Regions from separate parts of the Homo sapiens genome. Here region 2 is linked to region 1. Evidence: chromatin contacts called from ENCODE Hi-C data. All regions are on one chromosome and are shown on one strand. The core of a region is the stretch at or near the end of the contact, and the rest is flanking DNA. Distances in the headings are between cores, read along the strand shown.

Evidence for each region. A loop is a pair of places that touch in the nucleus more often than their neighbours do. Pooled maps may share reads with other maps.
Region 2: a map of ascending aorta shows a loop between it and region 1 (2.0-fold over the local background). The contact joins two enhancer-like sites. A Hi-C loop is called at or near these places in 2 of 168 maps with a recorded cell type or tissue (ascending aorta and naive thymus-derived CD4-positive, alpha-beta T cell) and 7 of 50 pooled maps.

The regions. Positions count from the first base shown.
Region 1 is chr15:98,503,582-98,507,989 of GRCh38, reverse strand. It overlaps the pseudogene FAM169BP. Among named protein-coding and RNA genes, the nearest start is that of LINC02351, 85 kb to the right of the region's middle. Within about 2 kb of position 2,294, at least 3 of the 41 ENCODE cell types and tissues checked have a DNase peak (open chromatin) inside an H3K27ac peak, as active enhancers do; they include ascending aorta, where a contact is called at or near this core.
Region 2 is chr15:98,546,322-98,550,729 of GRCh38, reverse strand. No RefSeq gene overlaps it. Among named protein-coding and RNA genes, the nearest start is that of IGF1R, 100 kb to the left of the region's middle. Within about 2 kb of position 2,194, at least 28 of the 41 ENCODE cell types and tissues checked have a DNase peak (open chromatin) inside an H3K27ac peak, as active enhancers do; they include ascending aorta, where a contact is called at or near this core.

The DNA of each region.
Region 1 (4,408 bases), core at 1,045-3,544:
TAGAGCATCTGGCCAATGCGTGTTCTTCCTCAAGGTTCTCTCCAAGTCCAGCCAGCCTACCCGGGCCCCTCACCCTGTTTTCACGAGCAGTTTCCCAGCCTGCCTGAGCTTACTCAGTGCTCTGGTCTTCCCCACCTTATTCTTTAAGGATTGTGCCAGGCCTGGGGCTCTGCACTCAGTTACAGGCACCTTTGTCCATCCCCCACTGTAACACCTTCGTAACATCTGACCCTTTCTGAATGGGCCTCTTTTCTGCAAGCTCCTGGGCCACACCTTTAGTTCCAGATGGAGTCTTCCTGTTGTACTTGTCAGGAAACTTGCTGATTTGTCTTGTAAGATTTCCTCTTATCAGCTCTCTTTCTGACAACTTTTATTTTATTTTATTTTTTCATATGAAGCCCAGGAGTCAGATGATCAGAGGGCAAGGCAAAGAATGTTCCAGAGGCTGATTAAAAATGGCAAACTGTAATTGATATGCAGTCAAATGCAGCTGTTTGGGAAATAAACAAAGGCAAGACCCTTGCCTTATACAACAACCCAAATAAACTCCAAACGGATTGAGGAATTACATGTAAAAAAACCAAATGAGATAAAATTAAAATCCACACCCATAATATAAAAATGAATACAAAATTTCTTTCTACTCATGATTTAAGTTTCTGGAAACCTCTGTGGCAACAGGAATTCACAACTGATTAGCTTCAGCATGTACAGACTAAAGAGTAAAGACCCGAAAATTAAAATTAAACCTATGATAGGAGAGGTATAGATAGATAGGCAGACAGGTAAGGATGATAAAATATTCATGGTAGATTTAGGTGGTGAGTGTGTGGGTGTCCACTGTAACAAATGTTTGAAAACTTTTGTCATCAAATGTTTTAGAAAAAGGAAAAAAAAATTATAATTGAGTAAAATGACAAAGATATGATGCCACAGTGCTGCAGAAGGTTTTGGAGTAAGGAGGCTCTTGGGTATTGCTGGAAGCAGTTGGGAGCCCTCCCTGGTTCTTGGCAGGGAAGTGGCAGTCTAGCCGGTACGGGGGTGTGAAACCAGATAAGTTATCCACCGCCCACTGCCCATTTCCTCAGGACCTCTGGCTCTGCCTCCTGGCGTCCAGACTCAGTGGTGGTGCCCGCGCTTGGCTCTCACAGAGGCTGGCTCTGTCCCCAGCACTAGGGGCTGTGGACCTGCAGCAACAGGCCCTCCCTGCTTGCTCTCAGCCCTTGGCTGCCTGGGGGGCATGCAGAAGGAGTGCTGAAAGGAAGCGGAGATTTCCAAAGAAGCCTGGTGATGTTATGGAGGATGGGGTGGGGACAGGGATCCTGGCTCTGTATCTTCAGTCCTTGGCAAAATGCCCTGCCCATGATTGGAAGGAAGGACATGCCAGTGAATCTTGGGGAGGCTGCTGGCAACCTCGGCAGAGATGCTGGGGGCTTGCCTGGCAGGGGGCACAGGTTGGAGACACATGGAGTGGATTGAAAGCAATGGTGAGGAAGGTTTCAGCGTGGCTAGGTGGTGGTACCAGCCATGCTCGGTTATCTAGGAGAAAAAGCACAGGGCAAGGTCAACCTGAGCTCCCATCTGAAGGGTCTGGGGAATAGCAAAAGCAGGGGGAAGTAAGATTCGGCAGCGGGAGGAGGAGTCTGGGCCTGGATCCTCCACCTGGGTGGGAACCTGTGCCGTAGGCGTGTCTGCGTTGTGGGGCATAGCACCTTGCAGTTATCACCTGTTGCTATTCCTAGCCCTGGTCATTGCCTGTGGTTGACCTTCTTTGGTAGATTATAACCTCTCTGAAGGGAGGGGTCCTGCCACTTAGATCTTCTGGGCTCTGTTGGGTTGCCAGCATCCCCAGAGGGTGTTTGTAAATATTAGTTAGGTCTCTCCATGGGGGAGATGTGGGATGGGGAGGCAGCTGGGCTAAGAAACAGAAATCAAGACACTGAGGGAGAAGGAAGGCTGAAGCAATAGTGTTTGCAGTTGTTGCCTTCCCTGATTAGAACATCTATCCCTCCAGCCAACTCCCAGGACGTTTTGTGACCAAGCATAGCACTAACCCTTCAAATGGCTGCTAATTGATTTACAGTTTTTGGTGATTGCACAGCATGTGCACCCGGAGAAAAACAAGCAGAGAATCAAAAAATGATGATTTTTTCCTGGAAAAGCATGCCCGTTATAGCCTACAGGGACAGCAGGGGCCAAGGCAAACATTCAGCTGAAACCAGAGCCTTGGTGTAGCCTGCCTTCCGCATGGCTGTCCTGGGCCGGGAGATTGCGACATGGTGGGGCTGTGGCCAGACCCTCTCTGGGCTGTGCCGGGGGCAGGTGGTGGTTGGGAGGGAACCTCAGGGAACTTCTTTGGGGCCAGGAGGTCCTGTCTGAGCTGCTCCTCTCTGCTGTGCAGGCTGCCCAGATTTTGGGGATGGGTCAGGGATGGAGGGCTGGAAGCGGGTGGGGATTGTGAATTTGGGACTCCTAGAAGGGGGCCCAGCTAGAGCAGCTCCTGGTCTCTGCTGGTGGGCCTTGAAGGGAGGGGCTGGGCCCTCTGGTGGGATGGATGGGTGCAGTGCAGTGCTGACTAGCAGGATGAGGGCAGTTTGTGTATATCTAGTGAAAAGAATGAAAAACAACTGGGGTGGTGGGAGATGGGGAGAGGCTCGCTGACCTAGTGAAGTCTGGGTTTTGGCGTGTGGAGCGGTGATTGCAATTTTTCTGGCTTTGAAGTGTGATGGCCCCGCAGACTCATGAACACGAAGGATGCAGAGTGGAGATTTCCCGGAGCCTGCTTCAGGGACCACCTGGTTAGGAGGCACCCTGTAAATATGCCTGCCATGAGCATGTGGACATAGCGTCTTTATATTTTAGTCTGTGCTTTCTTTCTGGATCATGCAAAGGGAAACGTCAGTCCGAGGCAGGTCAAATCCCACCCTCCACATTGGCAGAACCCTGCTGAAGTAGGTTTGACAGTTTGAGGGAAAAGAGCTCTGGCCAGAAACTCAGGCTTTATTTAAATACCTGCGTCTCTGGGCAGCTGAGGTGCCCATGTGGCCACGGATGTTTGGCCAGTGTTAGGTGGCCCCCAGGTTGAGTAGTGACCCAAGCCACTTCTCATACAACCTAAAGGAGCCCCGTGCTAGGAACAGAGAGATTTGTTTTCGTTGGGCCCTAAAAGGTGCCAGTTGAAGGGCTGGCTACTCACAAGGACAGCGAAATGTTTTGGAAGTGCATGTTGGCTAGAGTTTGGGATTTCCCTCTTTATGGCACTTACTGTGAGCTGGATTTAAATATAGGGGAAAACAGCATCCCACTTTCTTACCAAGGGACTAATGGTATTTGGAAGACAGGGACGCTCCATGGAAAATATTTCGAGTGTCAAGGACGGAGCCTTGGGCTTGGTGTGGTGGGGGTGGGTTGCTTCTGGGAGGCACCTTGAAGGTTTTACCACCGCATTTGGGGAGCTGTCTGCATCTCTTTTTGCTTCCCCCAAACCCGAGAAACGTGCCAAGCCTGCCTTGGTCCGGCTGGTGATTTTAAGACTCCTTTCCTAGATGTACAGCTTTAGCGTGGGTTTCTTTTTGTCCCCAAAACCTTGCAGTTCAGCTGTACCTCTGGATCCAGGCACCCCACCTCGCTCCATCTTCCTCTGGTTAAAATCTAGACTCATGAAAACAAAATTGCTTAAGGCAAGAAAGGCCTGAGAAACAGAGGGAGGCTGATGCAAATCTACTGCAAACCAGATGTTTCCTTCTCTGTGGCAAAGAGGCGCTGAAGTTCATGGGGCATCTGGGGAAGTGTTTGTCTTTAAGGAAGACATCTGTATGGAAGTGGTAGCCTGAGTAATGCGATGTGACAGTTGCTGTGTCGACTCGCGTATTTTCCCCTCCCCTTATATTATTGGCCAGTTCAATGTTGCACAAAAGTCGTGCAATGCCTTGGAATGTGTTTATGTGCTGTCCTCTGCCAGAACTTTTCAGCATTTTTTTTTCCTACGTGTGTTTTGCTTTTGAGAAGATGGCCTGTCACTTTGGTTTAACTGTGTTCTTTTTTTATGGAACTACATATTTCTTGGATTTGTAACGGGGCAGTGGCGACTTAGACTCCAGGAGAGTAATGGATGGGGGAGCAAAAAGGGGCAGGAAGGGGCACTTGAAGCCCCTTCCAGACCAGGGGTCAGACATGACCAATTTGCAGGTAGTTTGAGGAGATAATATGTGTGCGAGTGGAATGGGTCCCTCCTTGGTGTCTGTGATGGCATGGGACATGGATCCTTCTTCTCTCTCTCTTCTCAGCTCCCGGCTATGTATCCAGCTGCCTGCTGGCCAGGCTCACTTTGCCATCTCTATCAGGCATTTGGAAACTGCAGCCCGCACTTTCCTCCTCTTCCTCCTCTTTGCTTCCTCCTAGTTAAGGC
Region 2 (4,408 bases), core at 945-3,444, 43 kb before region 1:
GCTGCACACCTTCACGGTGTTACATCTCATAAAAGCAGCATGAACCCAAACAGAAAGCAGCAACAACACTTACTGCAAAGAGCGAAAGACCAAAGCCTTGCACACCCTAGAAACATACCCCACTGATTACCACTACTACCTCGCGCAGCCTGCGTTTCTTCTCTTATCTGCCCCACCCACATGCTGCTGATTGGTCCATTTTACAGAGAGCCGATTGGTCCATTTTACAGAGAGCTGATTGGTCCATTTTGACAGAGAGCTGATTGGTCCATTTTGACAGGGTGCTGATTGGTGCATTTACAATCCCCGAGCTAGACACAAAAGTTCTCCACCTCCCCAGTAGATTACCTAGATACAGAGTGTGGACACAAAGGTTCTCCAAGTCCCCACCAGAGTAGCTAGATACAGTGTTGATTGGTGCATTCACAAACCCTGAGCTAGACACAGGGTGCTGATTGGTGTGTTTACAAACCTTGAGCTAGATACAGAGTGCTGATTGGTGTATTTACAATCCCTTAGCTAGACATAAAGGTTCTCCATCCCCACCAGACTCAGGAGCCCAGCTGGCTTTACCCAGTGGATCCTGCACGGAGGCCGCAGGTGGAGCTGCCTGCCAGTCCTGTGCAGTGTGCCCGTACTCCTCAGCCGTTGGGTGGTCGATGGGCCTGGGCGCTGTGGAGCAGGGGGTGGCACTCTTCGGGGAGGCTCGCGCCATGCAGGAGCCCATGGCAGGCGGGGTGGAGTCTCAGGCATGGCGGGCTGCAGGTCCCGAGCCCTGCCCTGCAGGGAGGCAGCTAAGGCCCGGTGAGAAGTCGAGCACAGCAGCTGCTGGCCCATGTGCTAAGCCCCTCACTGCCTGGGGCCGGTGGGGCCGGCTGGCCGCTCTGAGTGCGGGCCCGCCAAGCCCACGCCCACCCAGAACTCGCGCTGGCCCGCAAGCACCTCCCGCAGCCCCGGTTCCCGCCTGCGCCTCCCCCTCCAAACCTCCCCGCAAGCTGAGGGAGCCGGCTCTGACCTTGGCCAGCCCAGAAAGGGGCTCCCACAGTGCAGCGGCGGGCTGAAGGGCTCCTCAAGCGTGGCCAGAGTGGGCACCAAGGCCGAGGAGGCGCCGAGAGCGAGCAAGGGCTGTGAGGGCTGCCAGCACGCTGTCACCTCTCACTTCTAAACTGCCAGAGAATCCCTGAGAGGAGGCTGGTCTTCCTGACATTCTGTTCACACTATTAATTTGTTTTGCAAACCTTTTTAATGGAAGGAGAATTATATAAACCACCACCCTGCTCCTGTGTATACTATTCCACAGCATCAGCATCACTTGATAACTTGTAGAAATGCACCTTCCTCGCTGGGTGTGGTGGCTCATGTCTATAATGAGGGAGGCCGAGGCAGGAGGATGGCTTGAGCCCAGGAGGTGGAGGCTGCAGTGAGCCATGACTCCACCACTGGACTCCAGCCTGGGCGACAGAAGGAGACCCTGCCTCTAAAAAGAAAGAAAGAAATACACATTTCTGGGGCCCAATCTAGAGCGATCGAACATAATTCTGGGCGTCGGGCTCAGCGCTCTGAGTTTTGACAACCCCCCTACGCCCAGCTCATTTGAGAATGCCGGTCTGAGATGACTGATTCCCAGCTTGGAACATTTGAGTTACTGAGGTGATTGATTCTAAGAGTCAGCTGGAGCCAGGACTAGCAGACTGGGAATACATTCGTTTAACAATGGAATACCATTTTCAAATCATCATGCATTTCTTTTCTGGGTGCCATCTCCTGTGCAGGGGAGGACTGGAAAGACAGGGAAATTCTGGTAGCCTTGGGAAGGCAGAAGGGTGGGGCTTGGCTGGCCAGGGGACGGGCGCGGAGGGGGAGGGAAGAAGAGGAGGAAGCCGCGGGGCCTCACAACCCATCTGGTTGGAAACGTCCTGCAGTGCCGCCCGAGCCGCAGGAACCGGAGCCAATTACAAGTTTATATAATAGAGTCAGTCTCCCCGGGCCTCCCCTCTCCGCCCCACCCCTGCCGGCTTTGGGGATGGGGGAGGAAACGCTTTCCGTGAAATACAGGCTGGATCTAGGACGGAGGATGCCTTTTCTGGATTGACAACTAGGGGCCAGTCCTGAGTGTGAGAAACTCCTGGGGTCCTGTTTTGGGATCCGGACACCTCGGGCGCCGCGCAGGCCTCCTTGTGCCTCGGGAGCGGCCCCGCCTACGGAACGGGACCTGGAAGGGAGGTGTCCGGGTCGAGCGTTCGCGCTGCTCCCCGCCGCACGGTGTGAGCTCGCCGGGTTTATGTAACGCCTGCCCTTCGCGGAGGACCGTGTCATGTCCGAATCGCGGAGGACGGAGGAGGCGGGGGCCTGGGCCGCGACGCCCGCCCACGTGACCGTCAGATGACTGGGGTCTAAGTTTGCACGAGCTCCTTTACCGTAACGCTGAAGGCTCCTCATCAACATCGGCTCTTAGTCATCCCCGAGTGACATTTGATATGAGCAACAGCTCAGGACGGGGAAATGGCAACGCGGATGCTGATGGAGACGAGGAACGGCTGCTGCGACCGCCTCTGATTTGGGCTGGAACGGGAGTTTATGCGGAGTCAAGGAAACCCACCGCGAAGGGTGCCAGGGAAGACCAGGGCACTTTTCTAGACAAAGAATCTTAGATTCTTTGGGGCTAGATGCAGAGAGTCCGGGAGAAACTGTTCACCGGGTGCCAGGCAGGCGGCTGACCACGCAAGCCACGCTTCAGATTTGTGGGTTGGTTTTAGAAGTCACATGAGGTCTGCCTGGACGCCCCTCCCGATCACGTCAATTATCTGTCACAACTTCTCTGTGCGCCCCAGGGACCAGCCCCATGCCCCCAGCGGGGGAGTTGGTTACAGCTGCAGAATCCCGGCCCCACCCCGCCTCCAGAGCACGAGCCTGCGCTAGAAGGATATCACCAGGGGATGGGGGGGAATGCGAGGGGGGCGGGGAGGTGGTCACGGATGCAGAGGCTGTCCTGGCTGCTGAGGCAAAAAGCCCGTCCCAAGCCCTGCATGGGCTCCTACTGCACTTCAGGATTTGGGGGAATGCAGAATCGTGGTCTTTGAGTTTTCATTAATTCAATAAAGATTTCTCAAAAGCCTAAATTCTAGACCCAAGACAGTGGGAATTAAACAGGGCTGAATATGACGCTATTGGCTATACCAGGACCACGCCTGAGCATTGCATGCACGCTCCAGCTATGCATAACTTATTTATTTTAAAAGAAGGAAGGAAGAGAGGGAGGGAAACAAGGTGTTTCTTAAGAGTAGAGGAGGGGAGAGGCAACTTGTTGCTTTCACTGGCAACAGTTAACTCCATAAGCAATTTCCTCACTTAAAAGAAAAACAAATGAAGTAGAGTGGTAGGCTTTTGAAAGGAGGAGCAGAGAGCTCCGGTGAGTGGAAACCTAGCTTTTATTCACCTTAGGGCCTTGTTAAAACACATTTGCCTTGAGATAAAAGGGTTTCTTTTGGGACGATCCCAAAATGACTTTGCTTGATTCAATTAAGCAAGACCTAACGAAAGAGAATTCCAGCTTAAGATACGCATCATCTCACCAGGTGAGTTGTAAATACATTCTGACCAGGTTTCAGAGGCAAGCTCTTGAAAATTTAATCTATTTAAAAACTGCATATCCTTGCCACAAATTGCTTTGAAGAAGATCGCTGAGCTGATTGCATGCTGAGATAATTATTCTGTATCACCACTTAGGGAACAAGATTTTTTGATAAATACTACAGTGTCAGTCTTTGTTAATGACTTGGGAGGGGAAGGAAAGGATTCGATATAGCTGAGGCTGGTTTTATTTTCTTGCCTCTTTCCCATGAACGCAGGCTGTGGGAAGCAGGTAGAGTCTTGGTTTATGAACTCTGAACGCTATTGAGTAACCTATTCACCTGTCAAATCCCTAATCCCCGCATGAAGGTGTACAGATGGTATTGGAGTAGAACACGAAACTGAGAGGTGAAGCCAGCCGGACTTCTGGGTCGGGTGGCAACTTGGAGAACTTTTATATCTTACAAGAGGATTGTAAAACGCACCAATGGGCGCTCTGTAGCTAGCTAGAGGTTTGTAAAATGCACCGATCAGTGCTCTGTAAAAATGCACCAATAGGCGCTCTGTAGCTAGAGGTTTGTAAAATGGACCAATCAGCACTCTGTAAAATGGACCAATCAGCAGGACATGGGCGGGGACAGATAAGGGAATAAAAGCTGGCTACCCCCCAGCCAGCAGAGGCAACCTGCTTGGGTCCCGTTGCATGTTGTGGGATATCTGTTCTTTTGCTCTTCACATTAAGTCTTGCGGCTGCTCACTGTTTGGGTCTGTGCCATCTGTAAGGGCTGTGACACTCACTGTGAAGGTCTGCGGTTCCATTCTTGAAGGCAGCGAGACC